Linked DNA regions of Homo sapiens: region 1 is linked to region 2. A link is an interaction called in ENCODE POLR2A ChIA-PET data of the cell type or tissue named here. Cell type or tissue: MCF 10A. All regions are shown on one strand. Each heading gives the region's core, and the rest is flanking DNA. Links, peaks and the distances in the headings are about the cores only.

What was found. Peaks named below come from ENCODE experiments on the same cell type or tissue, not always from the same donor. Only the 100,000 strongest peaks of a DNase experiment are listed, where the experiment ranks them.
Region 1: POLR2A ChIA-PET joins it to region 2 with 10 read pairs; 14 of 35 experiments call an interaction of 5 or more read pairs at or near these places.

The regions. Positions count from the first base shown.
Region 1 is chr10:89,273,219-89,284,617 of GRCh38, reverse strand. LOC124902477 (a long non-coding RNA gene) reads right to left here and starts at 944. Exons shown (of 3, transcript XR_007062233.1): 1 at 727-944. It also overlaps a transcript of LIPA not described here. In MCF 10A, for the core only: no CTCF peak of the experiment used is centred there; DNase peaks (open chromatin) are centred at 5,037 and 6,267.
Region 2 is chr10:89,385,866-89,397,177 of GRCh38, reverse strand. IFIT1 (interferon induced protein with tetratricopeptide repeats 1) reads right to left here and starts at 4,555. Exons shown (of 2, transcript NM_001548.5): 1 at 4,461-4,555. The coding sequence starts at 4,465. It also overlaps a transcript of LIPA not described here. RefSeq lists enhancers at 3,826-3,875, 4,677-4,726, 4,957-5,006 and a silencer at 5,559-5,720. In MCF 10A, for the core only: a CTCF peak has its summit at 7,715 (motif pointing right); a DNase peak (open chromatin) is centred at 4,637.

The DNA of each region.
Region 1 (11,399 bases), core at 2,074-10,073, 110 kb after region 2:
CATTTTTCCAAAGTTTCTTTAGTGTGCCTATAGTATTCATATCCTGAGAAAAATCTTTCATGATTCTAATCTTTTTATTATTATTATTTTTTAAAGATCACTGAGAACTAAGAGCAAAATGCAAAGGGAGATCTTTTTGAGGTCTGATCAAGCCCAGCTTCACTGGAGGCTTTTAGGGGCCTCAGAGGTGTAGATGCTGGTTTAGTGCCTGACTGTGGCTCCTTAGAAAAGAACCAGCTAAATGCAGCCTGTCCTTTGCTAGAGCTGCCAATGCTGAGCTCTGACACAGAGAAACCCTGCCTCTATGATGAATATAGCCTCATGCTCCTGACTTTCAAATGAAAAACAGAAACACACATGCTTGTTAAGAACGTTTCAGCCTGGTTTGCATCATTAACTGATGAAAATGTGCCTGCAAGGACAGAATGAAATAGATTTGCCCCTCCTCCTCCAGCAACCCCTCCTATGAGGGACGTTCGTCTCTGGCTCCAGGCTCTGGCCACTTCCTGGTTAGGATTGCTAAAGGCTTCCATCAGGGAATGTTGATATGAGTCTGGAAGCGCCACAGATTTTAAAATGCCTGAATTAACAAGAAACAAGTATTCTCTAAGATATGTTAAATATTTAAGCAGATGCCCAAATCCAGCACCTAAGAAAATCTACCTTGAGGTTTTCAAAGGCACACAACATAATTTCAAGGGATAAATGCAAGAAAAAATCCTTTACCTCATGGTCGCAGGCTGGGCGCTGCACTGGTGTCCTGCAGTGTTCTGGCAAAGGCTGATTTGCTGCTTAGAAATCTGCCTGAGCTGATGGCAGATTCAGAGGAAAGGAAGCACTGTGCTGCTGATGAAGGATACCTTTATGTGTACTTGCAAATATGAAATGGAAGTGTATCCTGGCAAGTACAAACAACATAACTACACTGGTTTCCTGCTGGAGGGAAAGGAGATTTCAGCAGGGAGAGCTTTAATCTTTCTGGCTGGGCACTCAACTGGAACAACGTTTAGGGGGAATAGTGTGTAAGGAAGTTCAAGGTAGATGAAAATTTACTAGAAGGAGGATTAGCAATGTAGTGGTCAGAGAACCAGAAATCTAAAAATGACCACAGGACTAGGGTGGATTCCGGAGAACTGTTGTCATCACTAGCTAATATTAATAGTGACATCAGTAGCTAATGTTAAAAGAAAAACCTTAGACAAATTAAATTTAGTAGAGTTTAATTGAGCAAAGAATTATTCACCAATCAGGCAGACTTCCGAGCCAGAGTGGCCTCAGAGAGACTCCGGTGCAGCTGCCTGGTAGAAGATTTATGGACAGAAAAAGGAAAATGACCTATAAAAAACAGAAGTGAGGTACAGAAATGGAAGTGTTGGTTACAGCCCAGCATTTGCCTTATTTTAACATGGTTTGAATGGTTGGCCACCTTTGATTGGCCAAAACTGTGAGTGGCACAGGAGTAGGTTACAGTCTGTTTACACATCCAGTTAGGTTATAGTTTACTATGTACAGAAAAACTGTCAGGGTGAACTTAAAATATGCAAGGAGGCAGCTTTAAGTGAAACTTAATTCAACACTAATATTGATTGAGAATTTTTGCTCAGGGCTTTATAGGACTTACCTAATTTACTCCATTTTACACTCATGTGAAATATGGCCATTTAACAGATGAGTAAGAGAAGATTCAGAGAACTTAAGTGATATGCCCAAGGACAGAAGTCCAGGTCTGCCCAATTCTAGAACTTCCCTTGTTCAGTGTGTTCCTTAAGTGCAGCAAGTCTCTGGATCTAAACTATATAGTTTCTGATTTCAACTCTGAAATGCACTGCTTGTGTGAACTTGCATCCGTTCTTCATCTGTAAAGAGTGGTAGCACCTATTTCATAGGCTTGTTGTGAAGCTCTTAGAATAGTGCCTGGCACATAATGGATTCGATGAAAGTATCTGTTTTCTTTCTTTCTTTTTTTTTTATTTTTTTGAGACGGAGTTTCGCTCTTGTTACCCAGGCTGGAGTGCAATGGCACGATCTCGGCTCACCGCAACCTCTGCCTCCTGGGTTCAAGCGATTCTCCTGCCTCAGCCTCCTGAGTAGCTGGGATTATAGGCATGCACCACCATGCCCGGCTAATTTTTTTGTATTTTTAGCAGAGACGGGGTTTCTCCATGTTGGTCAGGCTGGTCTCAAACTCTCAATCTCAGGTAATCTGCCTGCCTCAGCCTCCCAAAGTGCTGAGATTACACGCATGAGCCACCATGCCCGGCCAAAAGTATCTGTTTTCATTTGCTGTTCAGAATGAGTTTTGGCCTCAGCTGTATTTCCTACTTCTGTCACCAACTGTTTGTGATATTAGATAAATCATAAAACAGGTCTCAGTTTTATGCTCAGAGAAATAAAAATCGTTGGTCTGGATGATCCTTCCAGGACCTTTCTCAGTATGAAATATGATGACTAACATTTCATGAATCCATATCCTGGAATCAAGTTCAAGGTGCAAACCAGTCTAGGTCTGAGGTTCTGGGAAAGTCACAGTAGTTCTGTGCCTTGGTTTCCATCTCTGTGGAATGAGAAGAGTAAAGTTGATTAACTCTTGCCTCATCAACAGCAACAGTGTAGACCCTGCATGTGAATGCACATGGAACACTAAAGGGAAAACTCTAATAGTACCATAACTGTTTATTCTGATGGAGAACCAAGAGCCAGGGTTGAATATCTCAGCCAGGAACACTAAGTAGGGATAGTATGTATAGTTCTCAGTAGCTGGCCCTATGATGTTCATGCCAGAGGACTGGATTTCATACCCCAATAGTGTGGCTTATTGCCAAATACCATCATCATACATCCTGCCTAATACTTTCCCTAAAACTGGCATTTATGACCTAAACTGGTTCCAAACTGAGATGTTTTCACAAACTATTGAGCTGAGAAAGTCAGACAAAAAGTGCAGTAGCGAAGTGTTTGTTTGGTTTCTGGAATATCAGTGCTTGAGTTCACATCTGTTCCTACCACTTACCAGTGGTTTGACCTTGGATAATTACTTGATCTATTGGAGCCTTAGTTTCCACATCTGTAAAGTGTTGAGTATTGATAGCAACCTTGTGGAGTTAAAGATAAATTTTGCAGTGGGCACCTGTTAAAATGTCAAGAGAGACTTTTATTTTTTTTCAAGACTATTACAATGAGAGAGACAGACTATTGCAATATGGGAGAAAGACTAAACTCAACACTGAATACAACAAGTGTGGATTTGTAGTCAACAGGCCGGATGAAGGAGTGGATGGAAAATTACTAAAAAGAACTTGCTTAGATATCAAGGCCTGGGAAAGAAGTACTTAATTGTATATCAGGGTGGGGGGGCATTCTTGATAAAGTGGCTCAGCAGGATTCTTTGCTAAAACTGGTCTCTGAAGGAGAAGGATGAGAGCCATGTTGAGGCCTAGTCAAGAAGAGGGCTCTGACTAAAAAGGAACCTGCCTAAAGTTTGGTCAAGGAGGGAATCCTTCTCAAGAGTTGCAAATACTTAACAGACAAATATTTGCCTTCTTTTTAAAATCATAAATAGCCACTGTTTTTAAAACCAAAGTTATTTATTATTTCCTCTGTGGCATGACCATAGTTGGAAATATATTAACGTGCTTTTTCTTCTTGTACTTCTTTGTTTAAGACTTTTCACCTATAATATCTGAGGCAAGAGTTTCTTTAGGGTAAATTGGGATTATAATAGCTGGAATGCAAAGAGGTAAACAGAATTAATATTCAGCCATGAATTCCAAAATTGGCCATTGAAACCAACTTCAGAAATGATACCATTAAAAAACACTGGAGCAGCTTAGTCAGAAATTTCTACTTTGGAATAATAACGAGGAAGAAGGCATCAGATAAAACATCCTCACACATTCTATCTTTAGTGAAACCAGATGGTGAAGAAAACTTCAGACTTCCAACCGACACATAAATATGGGCTACGGTCAAAAGTAGCAGAAATCAGCAGAACCAACATGAGAAACTCTGACTGGAGATGAATGGGTGAAGCTGGGACCAACTTAAAATGGGGACAGTGTTTGGAGATGGCAGATCACAAAATTAGAATTGAGGGTCCCCTCCTAGGAGAGACCGTCACTCTGAGTGCAAACTTCTGAAAGCAGAAATGTAATCCAGCTGTGTTTAACGCCAGGCGAGGCAGTGGGAGGCGAAGGGAGAATGTACCCAGGAGACCCCTCCCCTGCCTTCTAGTGTCTCAAGGAACCTTTCCTGTTTGCCTGAGAGCACGTTCACTTTTTACCTGACTATGGAGGGAGATTCTTCCTTTTGTTTTTTTCTTTGCTACACATTGATACCCTTAAATTTTTTGCATATGTTTTCTAATTATAAAAATAAAAATCTATATATTATAAATTCATCAGTATAAACAAAATAAAAGTCTGAAGTTAAACTTGGATCATAATGTGCTTTAATCACTCCCCATCCATGTTGTTTTGTAGCTGTGGTTTTCAATTCAATGATAAATCTTGGGTATCTCTCCATGTCAGTACTTATAATCTTGCTATTTTTTTTCAAGGACAACATTTAATAGGCATATTTTAATGTTTAATTAATGTATTTTTGCTGGACATTTAAGTCATTTTCAGATTATCACTATTACAAACAATGTTGAAGTGAATATCACTGTATGTCCGTCTTTGTACAATTGTGTGGGTTTTTCAATACGATGCATTCCGGAAATTAGAATTTCCAGGTCAAAGAAATTGACCAGATGCTTCACACCATGTCTTAAATCCTGGCCCCATTTTTTGTCCAAAATGGTGTTGAGTTGCTATTTAATTCACACTTGGCTACCATTTCCCACTTCCTTACTTAAGTACAGTGTGTATAGGCCAGGTTTAGGCTGGAAAATCCCTCCTTCCACTGTCAATTCTGTTACCCCTCTGGGAGCATGGGAAGGTCACTTTTTGTTTGTGGGTTTATATTTTCCTATTACTTTCTCAGGAAATGAATGAATTTTTCTATCAATTGTTCTCTATCATCCCTTGTGGTTTGGCTCGAAGCCCTGGTCTCCAATCAAGGGTCATGACAGGAACTTGGCTCCTGCCAATACATTTAGAAATCTGGAATCCTTCCATAAATGCAAACCCCTTACACTCCCATCTTTCCCTATATTCTGCCACCTGGTAGAAAGCAAATCCCTGAATGCTTCTCCAAAACTCTCTTCCAACCCTAGGACCACCAAAGGCCTCCCTCACACTCTTCATTTATCTGCTAATTCATTCTCTCTCTCCTTTTCTAGAAAATAGTCCTCTTTGGCTTAACTGGTTGGAAATTACACTCTCAGTAAGCTAAGAGGGAAGGAATAAGAGGATATACCATACTATGGGCAGGGAGGGTGGTGAAAGGCCAGGGTTCATTTCAGCTTTAAAGCACTGGAGCTCCAAATGGACACAAATCATCACATAGAAACTCATGATCAGTGCACTTTAGAATGCTTCTCATCTCCCTTTGGGGGTTATTCTATTTCTATTAATGTAGTCAAGAATGGTGGCTATTTTTCTGGGCCAGATTATTTTGGTACTAACTGGTCTTTCACAGAAGCCATTTTCTCAAGTATGTTCTACATTAGCTACAAGCAATTGTTGGTAAAAACCTGTTACCATTCTGTATGTTTCCATTATATATATGTCTCTGTGTGTGTGTGCATATGAAAGAAGACTATATATTATTTTTATCAAAATATATTTAGACCATGTACATTCTTTTAATTATACTATATATAAAAGTAATTTTATATTACATATTTTAAAATATAAACATATGTAAATAATATTACTATAACACATATGTAAGTAATATATATTTTGTGTTCTTCCATAATTACTTTTTTTAACCTAGACTGAAGATTTTACATTTTTCACAATTCAATTATATTTTATGAGACTTCTTACTTTTCCAAAGCATAAAGAACTATTTGGAGCCTGTCTTTGTAATTTTATATTTTTGGTTAATATTCCAAACTAAGATAACATTGCCAGGTCTTCCAGGTCTGAAGCAAAATAGAGCAGCATTTTAGTTGTGTGGCCCTGGGGAACTTGCTTAACCTCTCTTTCCCTCTGCTTCCTATCACAGATGTTTATTGTAAGGATTAAATCAGCTAAACCAAGAAAAGCCTCAGGGATGGTGCCTGGCAAACTGCACGCTGTTAATACATGTTAGTGGACCCTTCTCCACACCTTCCTGCTACACTAAAGCAGAGAGAATTACCTCCTGAATCATGTTTGCAGAACTTCTGGGCACAGTGACTCAACTCCCAGCTATTCTTGTCATGGATTTTTTCTCTTGGAGCCAATCCAGCCATGGAGATCACTGGTCTTGTGACTTATTTTTTCTCTTTCAGTATGAAATCATTAGAACTGAGAAAATGAAAACATTCCTGTTATTACTTCCTGAGAGAAAGAAACTTAGTAACATGCTTTGGTAGGAATTGTTCTTCTTTTTCCTGCTGTGTCCCTCTTGCTGGTCCCACCAGGGCTCTTGGTCCTGAGCCTGATTTACACCAGGAGCATAATCTGATCAAAAAGAGGGAAACTAAAGAAAAAAGGCAGGATTGTATGAGGGGTTCTCACAATGGCAGTACATAATCCCTTATACCTCGTATTATGTAGACCCCTGTGTTTCCAAGTTACCTTTGTAATTTAGGTAAGTGAGCACGAAACACTTAAAAAAACACAAATGAAAACAAGAGAAAGGAAAGAGTGGGGAGGGGTTTGTTTATTTTTGAAAACAACGACAACAACATAGAGTAAAAGTTACCAGGTAAGTTCAAATATAGTAGTACTTTGTTTTCTTGGAAGATGAATGAAAGAAGTCACCTTACTGCCTCCAATCCAGTCATATCCCTGAACCCAATCATGACCAGCAGAGGTTGTTCTAAATTGTTTCCTCCAATATAGAGATAATTGCCAATAATTTTTCAGTGGTTGTTTTCTGTATTCTCTGTATTTTTTAGGGAAGCTGAACTCAGAAAACATACTTTGTCCATCTAGCCATCCATTTATCTTTATGGATCCATCTTTATTCATTCATTAATTCACTCAGTCAATATATATTGAATTTCAACCATGTGTCAGACACTGTTCCATGCCTCTAATGTTCTGCGTATAATGCAAGTAAAACTAAAGATAGCTAACATTTATTGATCCCTACCGATGTGCCAGTAACCCTCTTAGGTGTTTTACTTAAAATATGTGTTTAACCTCTGAAACAGCTTTATGATATATATTGTGATTATCTGCTTTTTAAATACGAGAAAGCAGACTCAAAAGGATTACATAACTTGTATAAGATCGCACACTTGTAAGTAAAAATGCAGTAATGCAGAAATGCAGTAACGCTATTTCCTCTCGTATTGCAGCCACTCCACTCCCAGCGAACCTTCCTACTGCATGCAGGCTTTATTCTTCCATCACTTTCCTCCTCTGTTTCTAAATGACATTTTCACCCCCATTTCCTGGATACTTCCTTCTTTTAATACACAGTAAGTTTATGTGACTGGGTTTGGCATTCATCTAATAAAAACAGCCATTAGGTATATATTCAATAAACATTTAGTGAAGCCAACTGATGAGCTCTGGGGTGAGTACTAGGGATTCAGCAGTGAATGAGATGGAGGGTCGAGACAGGGCTCTGGGGGCTAGGCTGCCTTCGTTCGACCTCAGACCTGCCACTCGCTAGCTCCTCTAGCCATTATTTAGTATTTCTGTTGCAGTTTCCTCATCTATCAAATGGGAATAATAATGGTAATTATTAATTAATTGATATTCTAATTTTCAATTAAAAATCTAATGGAGTTGTCAGGATTAAATGACTTTATACATGCAAACCACTTAGAATAACACTTTGCAGCCACTAAATATTAAATAACTGGCATATGTTATTATTATTAGATGGATCCTACCCTCAAATGCCTTACAGTTTGGTAGACAGAAAAATAAGTCTCTTCCAACGATACTGTTAAACTAATCAGAAACTTGGTTAAGGTCATTTGATCATCTAAGGCTCTACAACAGTACAGTTTTACAGCTCTTATTTTAAAATGTTCCCCTCTAATCCATAAAGATATCTCAAGATAGGGCAATGCCATTACTTGGTGTATTATAGTTAACCAATACTGTATGTGGAACATAATGTGGTGTGATACTTTTGAATTTGTGTCTATCTGCTGTTAAAGAGCCTGGCTGCTAATTGAGTTTCTGGAAAAAGTTGAGAAATGTCTTAGCTCAGGCTGGTATAACAAAATAACAGAGGCTGTAACTACAATCACACTTGCAAGTAGAAGATCTTTGCTTCAAACCTAGCAGTCTGGCTCTAGAAATCAGGACTTGGATGAGGGTGAAGTGAGTGAGGGCCTAGGGCATAAAATTTAAGGAGATACTTACTCTGCAGGTAGTTCAAGTGCTGACCACACATTTGCAAGACGTGAGAGTGAGTGTCTTCTTAATGTGCATTAAGTGCCTTGCTTACCTTACCTATCTAGACCCAGCCCTATCCAGAGCCTACCTTTTACAACTCTACCTTTTAAAGCTTAGCATCCTCTACAAAATTATACTATGGAGTAGAAAGGTTGTACTGTGAACTGAGCTGGCATTATTCTCACACAAGCTATGTACTTCAGCATCAAAGATAGTATTAAAATAGATGCAATCATAACATAATCTCCATACACTGCAGTTAGAAAGTTATTTATGAAGCATCTGGTATATCTGGACATACAATCATCAAGTCACCTGATAGCCCTAGAGCTGGAATGAAATTTGAGAGGATCATTTGGTAAAAGGCATATACTTTAAAAAAACTGAGGCTTAAAAAAGTAAAATAATTTTCACAAAACGACAGAGCCAGAATTGGCAGAAATGAAAGTAGATCACTAGTTTTCTAATCCCAGTTTCACTCGATATCTCTGATTGTGTATTAGTCAGGATCCAGCAACAGAGGCAGAGCCACTGGAAGGGATATACACGTTTCTTTTGGGTATTTGATCTTATGCAATTGTGGGAGCTGGCCAAGCCGGTTCTGTAAGGCTCTTGATTTCATGTCTGGTACTGAAGCTTCAAGTACATAAGGCAGGTGGAAAAAATGGGAAGATGGATGAATGTCCAGTGGGCAGGACAAGGACAGGCTGGAACCACAACCACGAGCTGCAGTTCCACAAATACGGACTAGAACCCAAGTCAGCTCTCACTGCCTCTAACCCCTCCTGCAGGAGAAGCAGGAGCCCTTCATCATGGAGCTAACTACACACCTGGCCCAGGATTCAGAGATGCTGAAGGAGGATTCAGGGGAAGTTGGAGTAGTTGCAGGTCTGGTACACCAAGGAGTTAACCCAGGAGATGGGCCATAGTATTCTGTGGTTCACAAACACACCTGCTTGAACGTTCCAAGCATAAAAAGGCTAAATAGTTGCTTCTTTTCCACCCTCTAAATCACATGCAAAAATGTCTACTGACTCATCCTGACTGAAAACACGAGGAAATTCTGGGAAACACAGTTCAGCCTAGCTGAGTTGAGACATTATTTATTATAAAGCCCCGACAGTTTCAACTCTACTTCTTTACCTAGCTCAGACACTGTCATGTGAGCCTTTTGGCAGTGTCTCTTAAGATAGAATGCCTTTTCATTTTAAGAAAACATTAAAGAATAAAATGCATTCTTGACTTCTGCAATGATGGCAGAAGTCATAGCACCAGAAGCCTCTTCTAATAATGCAGCAGCATCAACAAATTAATTCATTCTGCATCTTTGTGTGTTATAGGAGGAAGAAAACTCCAATAAAGTCTGTCTCAACAGAGGTCACCTCCCACCCATCAGACACGGAAATTCCAGTACCTGCTGGGAGTTCTGGTGGCCATCCTTATCCCTAGTCTCTTGTCATTGTTCAAGGATTAGGGAAAATTCCTCTCAACCTGCTAGATTTCAGCAGCAATAAACGGGATTGTTTATAGGGTCAGTGAGCCCAGGATACTAAGGGACAGACATCAGTCAAAAGCATTTTCCAAAAAAATCCTTTATATTTTAATCAAATCACTATAAAGACATGATGTGTCCTAGTTTCTCAGATGTTCAACCCAACAGTCTCTTTCTTTAACTTCTGGGCTGCCTTTCAGAACTGAGCAGAGTTGTATCCAACACAAAAGACTGTCTGGACTCAGGCACCGTACACATACCCCGTCACTGCTCCTCTCCATTGAGGTAATCTGTTTTTTCTCTAATCATCTCCAAATGATTGATAATGTTGATACCCACATATAAGTTTTTCTTTATCATTTGGACATTAAAAGGTGAGTTTCCTGTGTTCTTTAAAAGAGACAATAGAAAGCAATCCTTTGCTCTACTTTAGACCTTTATTATTACTTAATTAAATTATATCTCACAGGAAATGTTAAATCATTTCAAATAACCAAAAAATCCCCCAGTGAGCTTCTGCACTTTTGTCCAAGGGCCACTGGCACACAAACTCCAGTAGTTCCTATAGTTTTATGTGTCTCATGGATCCCAGGAATGTGACTTATGTCTATAATGCTGTTCTATAGTGGCAGTGGCAAACTTTTTCTGTTAAGAGCTAAATAGTAAATATTTTCTTCGGCTTTGTGGGCAGTATGGTCTATGTATCAACTACTCAACTGTGCTGTAAAAGTAGTGTAAAAGCAGTCATAGACAATACAAATTCCAATAAAACTTTATTTACAAAAACAGGTGGCAGACTGGTTTCAGCCCACGAGCTGTAGTGTGTTAACCTTTGCTCTCTGGCCCTATGAATTCTTCATGTTCACAGAGCATCTTGAAGAAATGAGGCCCAATAAAATACCTGGTTTTATTTCAAATCTGCCTTCTTGCTGTAAATGACCTACAGCTCAGGAATATCTCAATGAATACCCACACATGTTATCTGTCTTTACATCGGCTAAAACCTTTGACTAGATTATGAGTACTGTCCTGTCAGTTGTGATTCTTCTTTCCCTAGCAGGCTCCTCACAGCTCCCCAATTCACAATATTTTTCTCAGCACAACACTTTCCAGGGTGTCAAAATGTTCTTAACCATCAGCTCTGTTTTCTCAGAGCCTTTGTTGATGCTTTACAGAAGCCTAGGTAAATTGGGTTCCAGTGCTCCTGGTCTCCTGAGCTCCTGCTACATTGACACTGTGTTTATGCCACTTGTGTTGATCCAGATGTGATATTAACTTCCCAGTACCCCCAAAACAGTCACACATAGTGCCACAAATGCTTCCTCTGGCTCATCCAGCAACCCCTACCTCTGACTCCATTTCCATTTTTCCAGAGGACACTCAGCTCATCCTCTCATCTTCCTCCTATAATGAGGGACAATATGTTCTACTCTGACTCTAGAAAATGTATC
Region 2 (11,312 bases), core at 1-8,000:
AGGGAACGGTTAAATAAAGGTATATCTATACCATAGAATATTATGTAGCCACTAGACTACATGAATTAGATCAAAACTACTTGAGTTTGATGGACTTTCATATATATCAAGAAAAGTGAATTGTAAAGAAGTGTCCAAAACACGACCCTATTTTATAAAGAACCAAATCCTTATATATTTGTATGTATGTGATTACTCATGTATGGAGAAATATATGTAAGTATATTTACAGCTCATCAACAAAAAGATAAGCAACCCAATTTAAAAATGGGCAAAGGACTTGAGTAGACAATTCTCCAAAGAAGAATCACAAAGGACTAGCAAACACATGAAAAGATGCTCAACATCATTAGCTACTAGAAAAATGCTAACCAAAACCATGAGCTATCACTTCTCACCCAGTAAGTTGGCTACAATAATAATTTTAGAAAAGGAGAATAGGTGAACAAGTATTGACAAGTGCTATGGTTTGGATACAGTTTGATTGTCCCCACCAAATCTACGGAAATTTGATCTCTAGTGTCACAATTTTGGAGGTAGGGTCTAGTGGGATGTGTTTGGATCATAGAGGTAGGTCTCTCGTGAATGACCTGGTGCCATTCTAGTAGTAGTGAGTGAATTCTCATTCTTGTGAGACTGGATTGGTTCTTGGGGGAATGGATTAATCCTTTGAGAATGGGTTGTTATAATGTGAGGATGCCCCCTGGGTTTAGACCCTCTTTGTATGTGCTTCCCCTTTGACCTTCTCCAGTGTGTTTTGACACAGCACCAAAGCCCTCACCAGAAGCTGAGAAGATGCCAGCACCATACTTCTTGTATGGGCTGCGGAACTGTGAGCTAAATAAACCTTTTTTCTTTAGAAATTGCCCAGCCTTAGAAATTGTTGCTTATTCTTCTATAGCAACACAAAAAGGACTAAGGCAATAAGGATGTGGAGAAATTGAAACCCTCATACATTGCTGGTGGGAATGTAAAATGATGCAGCTGCTGTGGAAAACAATGTGGTGGTTCCTCAATAAGTTAAACATAATATTACCATATGACACATTCCTGGGTATACATTCCTGGATGTTCCACATCTGGATATATACTTAAGATACTTAAAAACAGGTGTTCAAATAAAAACTTGCACACAGATGTTGATAGCAGCACTATTCATAATGGCCAAAAAATGGAAACAACCCAAATGTTCACCAACTGATAGATAAAAAAATGTAATATATCCATAAAGTGGAATATTATGTAGCCATAAAAAGGAATGAAGTACTGATACATGACACAACATGGATAAACCTTGACAACACTACACTAAATGAAAAAAACTGATCCAAAAGGTCACTGTTGTATTTTTTTTTTTCCTAATTTTGTCTTGAGGTCTCTCCTGTGAGAGTGGCTACAATCTACAGCCCTGCCTTGAAAGAGCTTCAGGGTATTTGGTCATGGATATTTACAATGTGCCTTTCTTGGGATACTTCTTTATTTTGATGAACAGCCTAATGCCTAAGCGTCTGATCTATGTCTAGGTGTCCCCTTTTATAGGAAACTTGTTTATATCAGGCAGATGCCCTTGTGGTTCTTGCCTGACCTGTGTTTAGTTTATTTCTACTGAGACAGCCACTCTCTCGGAAAGCCATGACCAGTAAAGAAGAGTTTGAGTGTGTTGGTCAGGTGAAATACAAAGGAGGCAATTGAAAAAAATAGTATGTGAAATAACAGAAGCAGCTTATTACTTACAGATCCAGAGAGAAGAGGGTAATATGCCTTGCAGGGCCAATGGGAAAGGGGGAGCCATTGAGGACATGCCTGCTCAACCAGCGAGTGGGGAATGTGGGCCCAAGCCTTTATGGGAGGCCAGGGCGTTACCTAGGTGGGTTTCCTGTGGAGAGTTCTATTTGGTGGGTTTAGAGCAAGCAGGTGCAATTTTGCCAAGGGGTCATGCTGTGACTGAGAGGTGGTCACTGCAGCACATCTGCCTGGTCCATGTGGGGTGGGGGTGGGGTCAGTGGGGGCAAGTCAAATAGGTCATACCCTGCTATGCTATAGGGAAGTGGTCACCAGGAGGTAGTTATATAAAGCAGATATCTGGATCAATCACATTGAGGAACTGGAAAAAGGTGGAGAACTAGAAATTGTCTCAAGGGTGACTGAGCCCTGCTTCTGGAATGAGAAAGTCCAACTTAATATTCAAAAAGGGATGCTTAGGAAATATAAAATTATAAAAATTCAATATAACCACATAGTATGTGTTTCCATTTATATGAAATACCCACAATAGGCAAATCCATAGAGACAGAAAGCAGATTAACAGTTGCTGGGGCCTGGGGAAAGAGGCAAGTAGGGAGTGACTGCTTAATGGCTATGCAGTTTCTCCACATAGCGAGAAAAATGTTCTTGAACTAGATAGTGATGATGATTGCACAGTAGTATCATGAATATACTAAATACTACTAAATTGTATACTTTAAAGTAATTAAAATGATAAATTTTATTTTACATGTATTTTATCACAATAAAAAATCACATTGCTAACCTGAATAAAATTCAAGTTTTATATATATATATATATATATATATATATATATATATATATATATATATATTTTCCTGTAGTACATATTGACATAAACATAAAAGCAGGAAAACATAAAAGCAAATGAGTTTGCCATCTGAAATAATCACATGAGCCCCCACTGACACCCTTTGGGAAACATTGATTTAAAGGTTTAATGAAATATCATTGAATGTAGAGATCCTGATCCATATCTCAAAGCTACCACTTATTGTCTGTGTGATCTTAACATTTCTAAATCTAAGATTCCTTATTGTAAAATCAGGATCATACAGCCATGCACTGCATAATGATATTTTAGTCCACAAAGGACCACATATTTGGTGGTGGTCCTATAAGATTTTAATGCCACAATTTTGCTGTACTCTATGTTTAAATATGTTTAGATAAACAAATACTTGCCATTGTATTGCAGTTGCCTACAGTATTCAGTACAGTAACATGCTGCACAGGTTTATAGCCTAGGTGTGTAGTAGGCTATACCGTCTAGGTTTGATGTTTGCATAATGATGAAATTGCCTAACAGCTGCATTTCTCAGAGTGTATCCCCATTGTTACACGATGCATGACTGTGTAAGTACCTGCCTTATAAGTATCTTTTGAGAATTAAATGGAATAATTTACATAACACTTTTAGAAGCCAGGCTGTCACTTAATACGAATTCAAGAAGTGATAACTACCTTTATAACATTTAATATTATTATTATTTTAATTATCAGTACCAACTCCATCTGTTTACAGAGGAGGGTTCATCATAGGCCTGTAATGTGCATTTTCTGGAATTTTTACCTCTTCAAAATTTTGCCAACTGGAGCACTGAGGGGAAAATTTACAAATCAGTATTAAGTAATGGATTTTTTGTTTGTTTGTTTGTTTTTGAGACGGAGTCTCGCTCTGTTGCCCAGGCTGGAGTGCAGTGGTACAATCTCAGCTCACTGCAACTTACGCCTCCCAGGTTCAAGTGATTCTCCTGCCTCAGCCTCCCAAGTAGCTGGGACTACAGGCATGTGCCACCATGCCCAAATTTTTGTATTTTTAGTAGAGATGGGGTTTCACCATGTTGGCCAGGATGGGCTCCAACTCCTGACCTCAGGCGATCTGCTCACCTTGGCCTCCCAAAGTGCTGGGATTACAAGCATGAGCCCCCTTGCCCGGCCTAAGTAATGGTTTTTAAATCAGCTGAGAAATTCCCACATTAGGCCCTTTAGGTAAGGAAGATACGGATCTTCCCAAGCAGATGTGGATCATCTTCAGTCAAGGACGTACCAAGAGCCTAGATTTTCCAGGGAGGAGGCAATCTGTTTATCTTAAGCTCAGCCTGATTGCGAAAACCTGTTGTAAGAGGCCAGCAGTGCAGAAAGTGAGACCAGAAGCCTATGGAGGAAGGCTGTGAGCTTTTCCTACCACATCTCCACTGTATTACCCACAAGACATCAGAGAGGCTGCAAGACTGAGGCTTTCACATTCTTGTGGGTCCTGCTTTTTCTCTGTGGTAAAGAACCTGCAGAAAGCAATGCCTCTACTCAGACAAGCTGTCCATTCCTTCCCCATATCAGACAGAAGTGAATCTGATGGGAAAGAATCTCTCAGATTGGGATCATTTTCTCCCTTCCTGCAAAACTCTTTTCCCATTTCCCTCCCCTTCTTTGGGCTATAGCATGAGGTAAGCTTCCTCAAGTTCATGCTAACAAACATAAAAATGCATTAAACAATTTATGTATGTGTGAACGTGCACACACATGCATGCACACATTCAGTCCATAAGCAGATACTCAAATCGAGGAATTAGAAAACCTGACCTCACTGAGATCTAACCTGTTGAAATAGTATTTAATTACCATTTTTTCAAAAACTTTAGACATTATGGCAGAGGAGCAAAGAAATCCTTACCTCATGGTTGCTGTAAATTAGGCAGCCGTTCTGCAGGGTTTTGCTTAGCCAGGCTCCTCTGAGATCTGGCTATTCTGTCTTGTGGATTTTCAGTTACGTTTAAACCCCAAGACAGTGTTATATAAGGGAGCTAAACAGCAGCCAATGGTGTAAGCTGTGGGTGTGTCCTTGCAAGTTGGAAACCTAGGGAAACCGAAAGGGGAAAGTGAAACTAAAGCTAGCGGAATTCCTGCTGACGGGGGGGGGTGGGGAATGAAACTTTGTTTCTATTTTAAAACAGATAAACTGCAGACCTGCAACCATAGATGTTTCTAGTGCTGCAGAAACCCAATGACTGGCCAGCATTTGGAACGAGATTCACGTCCTCCCTAAAGAACATCAGTCCATTGCTGCCTATTGTGGCAGTTGGTGGCTGGATTCTGGATGAATACACAGAAAAAGGAGAATTGAAGGAGATAGCTCTATTTTCAGTTTCTATATTTAGAAGGAACCTACTATCAAATATAAAAATCTACTCTTAATTAATTGAGTAACAAGGCTTTTGGTTGCTGGTTGCTTTTTGGTTGCTTACTTTTGGTTTCAGCTTGACGGAAATAAGCAACCAATCTGGTTTAGGAATGAAGGAAAGAGACCAATACCTAGAAAGCCTTCTAACCCCTGATGACTTAGGCAGGAGGTAAAAGCAAGGAGGTATGGTTTGAAATAGAGAGCCCTCTATTGCTCCATCATGGACACTGTCATTCTGAATCAAATTCCAGTACAACCTCCACTACAGTTCATGGAATTTGAGTTTAAATAGTTAGCAACTACCTGGCACATAGAAGCATGCAAATAAGTGGTAACTATTATTATTATTATTTTCAGTCATCAAGTTAAAAATAATGATTCTTGGCTGGGTGCGGTGGCTCATGCCTGTAGTCCCAGCACTTTGGGAGGCCAAGGTGGGCGGATGACAAGGTCAGGAGATGGAGACCATCGTGGCCAACATGGTGAAACCCCCTCTCTACTAAAATACAAAAAATTAGCTGGGTGTGGTGGTGTGCACCTGTAGTCCCACCTACTCGAGAGGCTGAGGCAGGGGAATTGCTTGAACCTGGGAGGCAGAGGTTGCAGTGAGCCGAGATCACACCACTGTACTCCAGTCTGGTGACAGAGCGAGACTCCGTCTAAAAAAATAAATAAATAAAAAATAAAAAATTGTTGTCCGGGTGCATTGGCTCAGGCCTGTAAGTCCCAGTATTTTGGAAGGCAAGGCGGGAGGATCACTTGAGCCCAGGAATTGTAGACCAGCCTGGACAACATAGGGAGACCCCAACTCTACAAAAAAACTGAAAAAAAAAGCTGGGTGTGGTGGTGTGTGTCTGTGGTCTCAGCTACTCAGGAGGCTGAGGTGGGAGGCTCACTTGAGCCCAGGAGGTAGAGGCTGCAGTGAGCCATGGTCACACCACTGCACTCCAGCCTGGGCAACAGAGTGAGCCCCTGTCTCAAATAATCATAACAATATATAAAAACAATGTTTCCTTTAAAAAAACCTACCTACTTTGTCTTTTAACATAAGAAGCAGAAGAGGAGCAGGTGCAAGAGTATTTTCCTTTTGGAAACACTTAACTGGGCACACTGCCAGATCTAAACAGTTTCTGCTCAACTCCCTGCCAGACTCATCTCCCATGTCAGCTCTCACCAATTCTGTAAGCTTCCACAGAGAGTTCAACAACTAGTTAGAAAGTTCTACACAAATAAGAATTTCTGAATTAATAGGACAGGTTTTGTCTTGCACTCAGATACATGATCAGGCCATAAGCAAATGCTGAAACAGATGAATTAGAAAACATCTTTTGGGGAGCAAGATGTCTTTGGAATTCTTATGGGAAAAAATGGGTTTTCAATTTGCCAATGCACTAGATAGCATGCAGAGATATGAACAAAAAGTTTATCTTGCCATTGCTGTGAATTTGGCAGCAGTCTTGGTTCTACGGGGCTATGGCCCAGGCTGATTAGGTATTCAGAATCTTGCTTAGTGTCTCTTTGGGCTAAACAAACCCATGAGGGACACAGGATAGAACAGCATTAAGGAAAGAAAAGCCAATCGCGCGCGTGTGTGTGTGTGTTTACAGATAAAAAAGAAAATGGGAACCAGAGAGGATCAAACATTTAGAAAATGAAATTTCAGCACTAGGTTGTGAGTTCATTCCCAGGAGTCTAAGCTGGGCTCTGCAAGGGACTGACCAGTTATGATAAACTGCTTCACCTCTATGAATCTCAATTTCCTCAGCTGAGAAGTCATTTGGAATAGGTTGGCAGATCTCAACCCTCACTGCACATTAGAATCAGCCAGGTAAATCTCAAAAATAATGCTAACTATGCCCATTCCAGAACAATTGAACATATACTTAGGTACAGGCCTCTGGCTCAGTATTAAAAAGAAATCTTCAGCCTGGGCACAGTGGCTCACGCCTGTAATCCCAGCATTTTGGGAGGACAAGACGGGCGGATCACCTGAGGTTGGGAGTTCGAGACCAGCCTGACTAACATGGAGAAACCCCGTCTCTACTAAAAATACATAATTAGCCGGGCGTGGTGGCACATGCCTGTAATCCCAGCTACTCGGGAGGCTGAGGCAGGAGAATCGCTTGAACCCGGGAGGTGGAGGTTGTGGTGAGCCGAGATCGTGCCATTTCATTGCACTCCAGCCTGGGCAACAAGAGTGAAACTCCATCTCAAAAAAAAAAAAAAAAAAAAAAAGAAAGAAATCTTCAGGTGATTTTGATGTAGACCTGCGCCCTGAGCCGGGAACCAGGGCCTCAATTATCCCTAATGTCTATTGTATGTCTGAAATTCTCTGACTGAGAGATATGGGACTCAATCCCTGGACCCACTTCCTGTTCTGTGAGGCCCAGATTCAGTATTTTACGACTCAATGCCTTGTTTCCTCACCTACACAATGGGTAATGAATTCCTTAGTCTCTTCTTCATTCACAGGATGATATGGAAAAAGAATGTTATTCTGAGTGTATTTTTTAAAAATTATAATATGATAATATGGACAAATGCTAAGCCATTTCTGCTGAAGGGTCTCAAATATCCAATCACAACTTATTAAGGAATGGGCTCCATAGAAATTTCCCCTGTCTTTTCCAGGGTCATCTCTTGTAGTCTAAAATCTCTTATCAGCTTGCTAATGGCCAGGTAGAATAGGATCTAGTGATCTGGTTACCTAATGAAAAGCTGATTTCTTGTTAGAAACAAATTCAGCCCCTAGGTGGTACTACTTCCTTGGGCTTCTCTGTCTCCTCAGCAGTCCTTTCCATCAGTTTGTACTGCAGAAGTTGCTACTGTACTTGTTTTTTGGTAATCATAGTTAAATGAAGGCATTGTAGTGACATGAAAGACACACAAGATGCTTTCATGCTAGAATCATAAAAACCAAAGGCTTGACTGAATCGATCAATCCATTTCCATGTTCCTGCATCTTTGATTTTCCTCACGTTTTTCATTTAATTATAAAAGTCAGGTTTCTAGATATTTCTCTTTTTAATTTATAATTTAACATTTAACAATTGGAATATCTCTGCTAATTACATGTTATATACTCTTTTGAATGTATTCAATCACAAAGATATTTTTAGCTATAGCCTATTTTCTGAGGAATGTAATTCTCAGTGTTCTGACCACTGTATGAAAACTATTTTCTTGGCTTCTGAGATTTTTCCTAAACTACTTCCAGTCGCATCCATGGAGAGAGGACTTGGACTCCAGAAATTCTTCGTTGCAAATGATTTGATGATTTACATATCTTCTCATGAAACTTCAAGAGACCTCTCAGCCCATGATATCACTCAGCCCACCTTGACCCACAGTTTGGTTTACTGCAACCTATTCAAGTACTACTAGAATTTTTATTAGCTCATTTTTTTTTTTTTTTTACATTTCAGGCATATTTTGAAACAACTATAGACACAAGAAATTTCAGAAAAGATCCTGTGTACTTTTCATCCAAATTCCCCAAATAGTGACATCTTATATAGCTGTAGTACAATATTAAAACCAGGAAGATGACATGGATACTGTGTATATATTTTGAAGATAAAATATGACATGAATCTTACAAACCCAGGTACACTGGATTTTTTTACTTAACATAAAAAATCTTACGTACATATTTTTCCTCCCAAACTAAACATTCCTTTTCTAAGTGATGCCAGTTTAATTATTCATGTGATCTATTATATAATACACCAACAACCGTCTCTGAATAACAAAATTAACAAAACACCTCCAGAATGGTGCTAAGTAGAGTTTAAGAATTTTTTTCGGCCAGGCGCGGTGATTCACACCTGTAATCCCAGCACTGTGGGAGGCCAAGATGGGCGGATCACCTGAGGTCAGGGGTTCGAGACCATGCTGGCCAACATGGCAAAACCCTGTCTCTACTGAAAATACAAAAATTAGCTGGGTGTGGTGGCACCCACCTGTAATCCCAGCTACTCAGGAGGCGGAGGCAGGAGAATCACTTGAACCCAGGAGGCGGAGATTGCAGTGAGCTGAGATCATGCCACTGCACTCCAGCCTGGGTGACAGAGCGAGACACTGTCTCAAAAAAAAAAGAATTTTTTTCCATGTTAGTTTTGTTTATAAGCTATATCCTATTAAAAATGTAGAGTCAAATTACAGCGCACTTAAAAATCACTTGGAATCCTTCCTTCCTATGTGATTTTATCCACCATTCCCTACATATTTTGGATAATTTGTCTCAGTTTGCTGTACTTTTTAGATACTGCTATTTGCCCTTTTTATCCAAACATTTTATTATTATACATGGTCAAGCAGAGAGAAAAGTTGAGAGTATTTTACAATGAACACTTGTATAACTAGATTCTACAGTTAACATTTTACTATATTTACCTTATTACATATCTATTCATCCACTCATTTCTCTATCCACCCATCCATTTATTTTATATTTTCTTTTGCATAAAAGGGCCTTCAGTACAATTAATTGATAAAACATTTAGCTTACATATGTGGATTGCTTTTCTAAATATAAATTTGGTTTTATAATTAGGCAAAATATTGACATGGTTGCAAAAACAAACACAGAGAAGTCTGGCTCCTATTGCTGTCCCTTTCCTTTTCCTCTCTTTCTTATTGGTAACCATTACAAAATTTCATTTATCCATCCACTGTTTTCATTTTAATACAAGCAGGTAGATAAGTTTTATATACCCTCCAATTTTTTCTCTCTTCTTCGCTGGCCCATATTGCATGTAGAAGCCACTGATAAAAGCAGCACTTTAGATGATATTCAGCCAATGAATCCATAATTGTTTATTGATTCCCTCTTATGTTCCCAGGGTATGGTGAATTGATGTTGTTAAAATAGATTTTTTTTTTTTTTTTTTTGAGACGGAGTCTTGCTCTGTCACCCAGACTGGAGTACAGTGGCGGGATCTCTCGGCTCACTGCAAGCTCCACCTCCTGGGTTCACGCCATTGTCCTGCCTCAGCCTCCCGAGTAGCTGGGACTATAGGCGCCCGCCACCACGCCCGGCTAATTTTTTGTATTTTTAGTAGAGGCGGGGTTTCACTGTGTTAGCCAGGATGGTCTCGATCTCCTGACCCCATGATCTGCCCACCTCGGCCTCCCAAAGTGCTGGGATTACAGGCGTGAGCCACGGCGCCCAGCCTAAAATAGTTTTAAGACTTACTTGGTGCTTATCCAAACACACACACACTCTCTCTCTCTCTCACACACACACACACACACACACACACTCATATACCCACAGACTCATAAACTCTATTAAGTAGATGCAGTTGCAAAAGGTTTTGGTTCCAGTACCTGGAGTGGTGGGAAGGTTTCAATATTAATTAATGAATGAATTTGATTCAATAAAACCTAATTTCCTGACAACTTACTAACTAGCTGAGTAATTTTATTTTATTTGTGATGAATTCAGCCAAGAGGACTGTAAATCTCTTGTTACTTCTTTTTGCCAAGAGTAACCAGTAGCTAAGGAGCAAATAGTTGTCAGTTTACTAACAATTACAGAACTGAGCCAAACCAAAAGCTTAGAGTTGTCCAGTTAGAAGAACATTGTCTCTGTGTTTTCTAATTAGTAGAGATATGTCCTCAGATGTCTCATTTAGATTAATTCCATGAATGGAGGCAAATCTCCCCTACAAGAAGCTCTGTGGCAGTTACAAGTAAGGAATTCAGAGGCCAGGTGAGCCTGAATCACACCTTGTTTACAGGGAAAAGTCAATAGTAGTTTCCTCTGGTTAAATTGAATAAGTACGTTCTTTGTTTACTATCAACAAAGTTGAAAAAGGTGTTACTCCTGTGCTTTCCAGGTGTCATCTAAATGACTCCACTCCCCTGCCTCCCCACTCTCCCAAATCTCCATCATTGGTCACTCCCCGCTTTCAAGGATCCAAGTAACATAAGTCAATCTTAAAATTCCATGGCCTGTAGTAGTAAATGCCTCCCTAGTTTTTTGAAAAATTCTTGGTAGGAAGTGGTACATGGTGGCATGCACTTATGGTTTTGGCTACTCAGGTGGCTGAGGAGGGAAGATCTCTTGAGGCCAGGAGTTTAAGGCTGCAGCGTGCTATGACTGTGCTTGTAAATAGCCACTGAACTCCAGCCTGAGCAACATCACAAGACCCTGCCTCTAATAAATAAATAAAAATTATAAAAATTCTTGGTCAGGTTTCTATTCCATCACTTCCTCTGCTTCAGGCCTTCTAATGCTGTGTAAGTTGGTTCTACATTTTTCTATTTGAAATAAAACACAAAATACACTTGTTTTTGAATATCACTAATAAAATACACTCCAAGAATTTGTGATCTTAG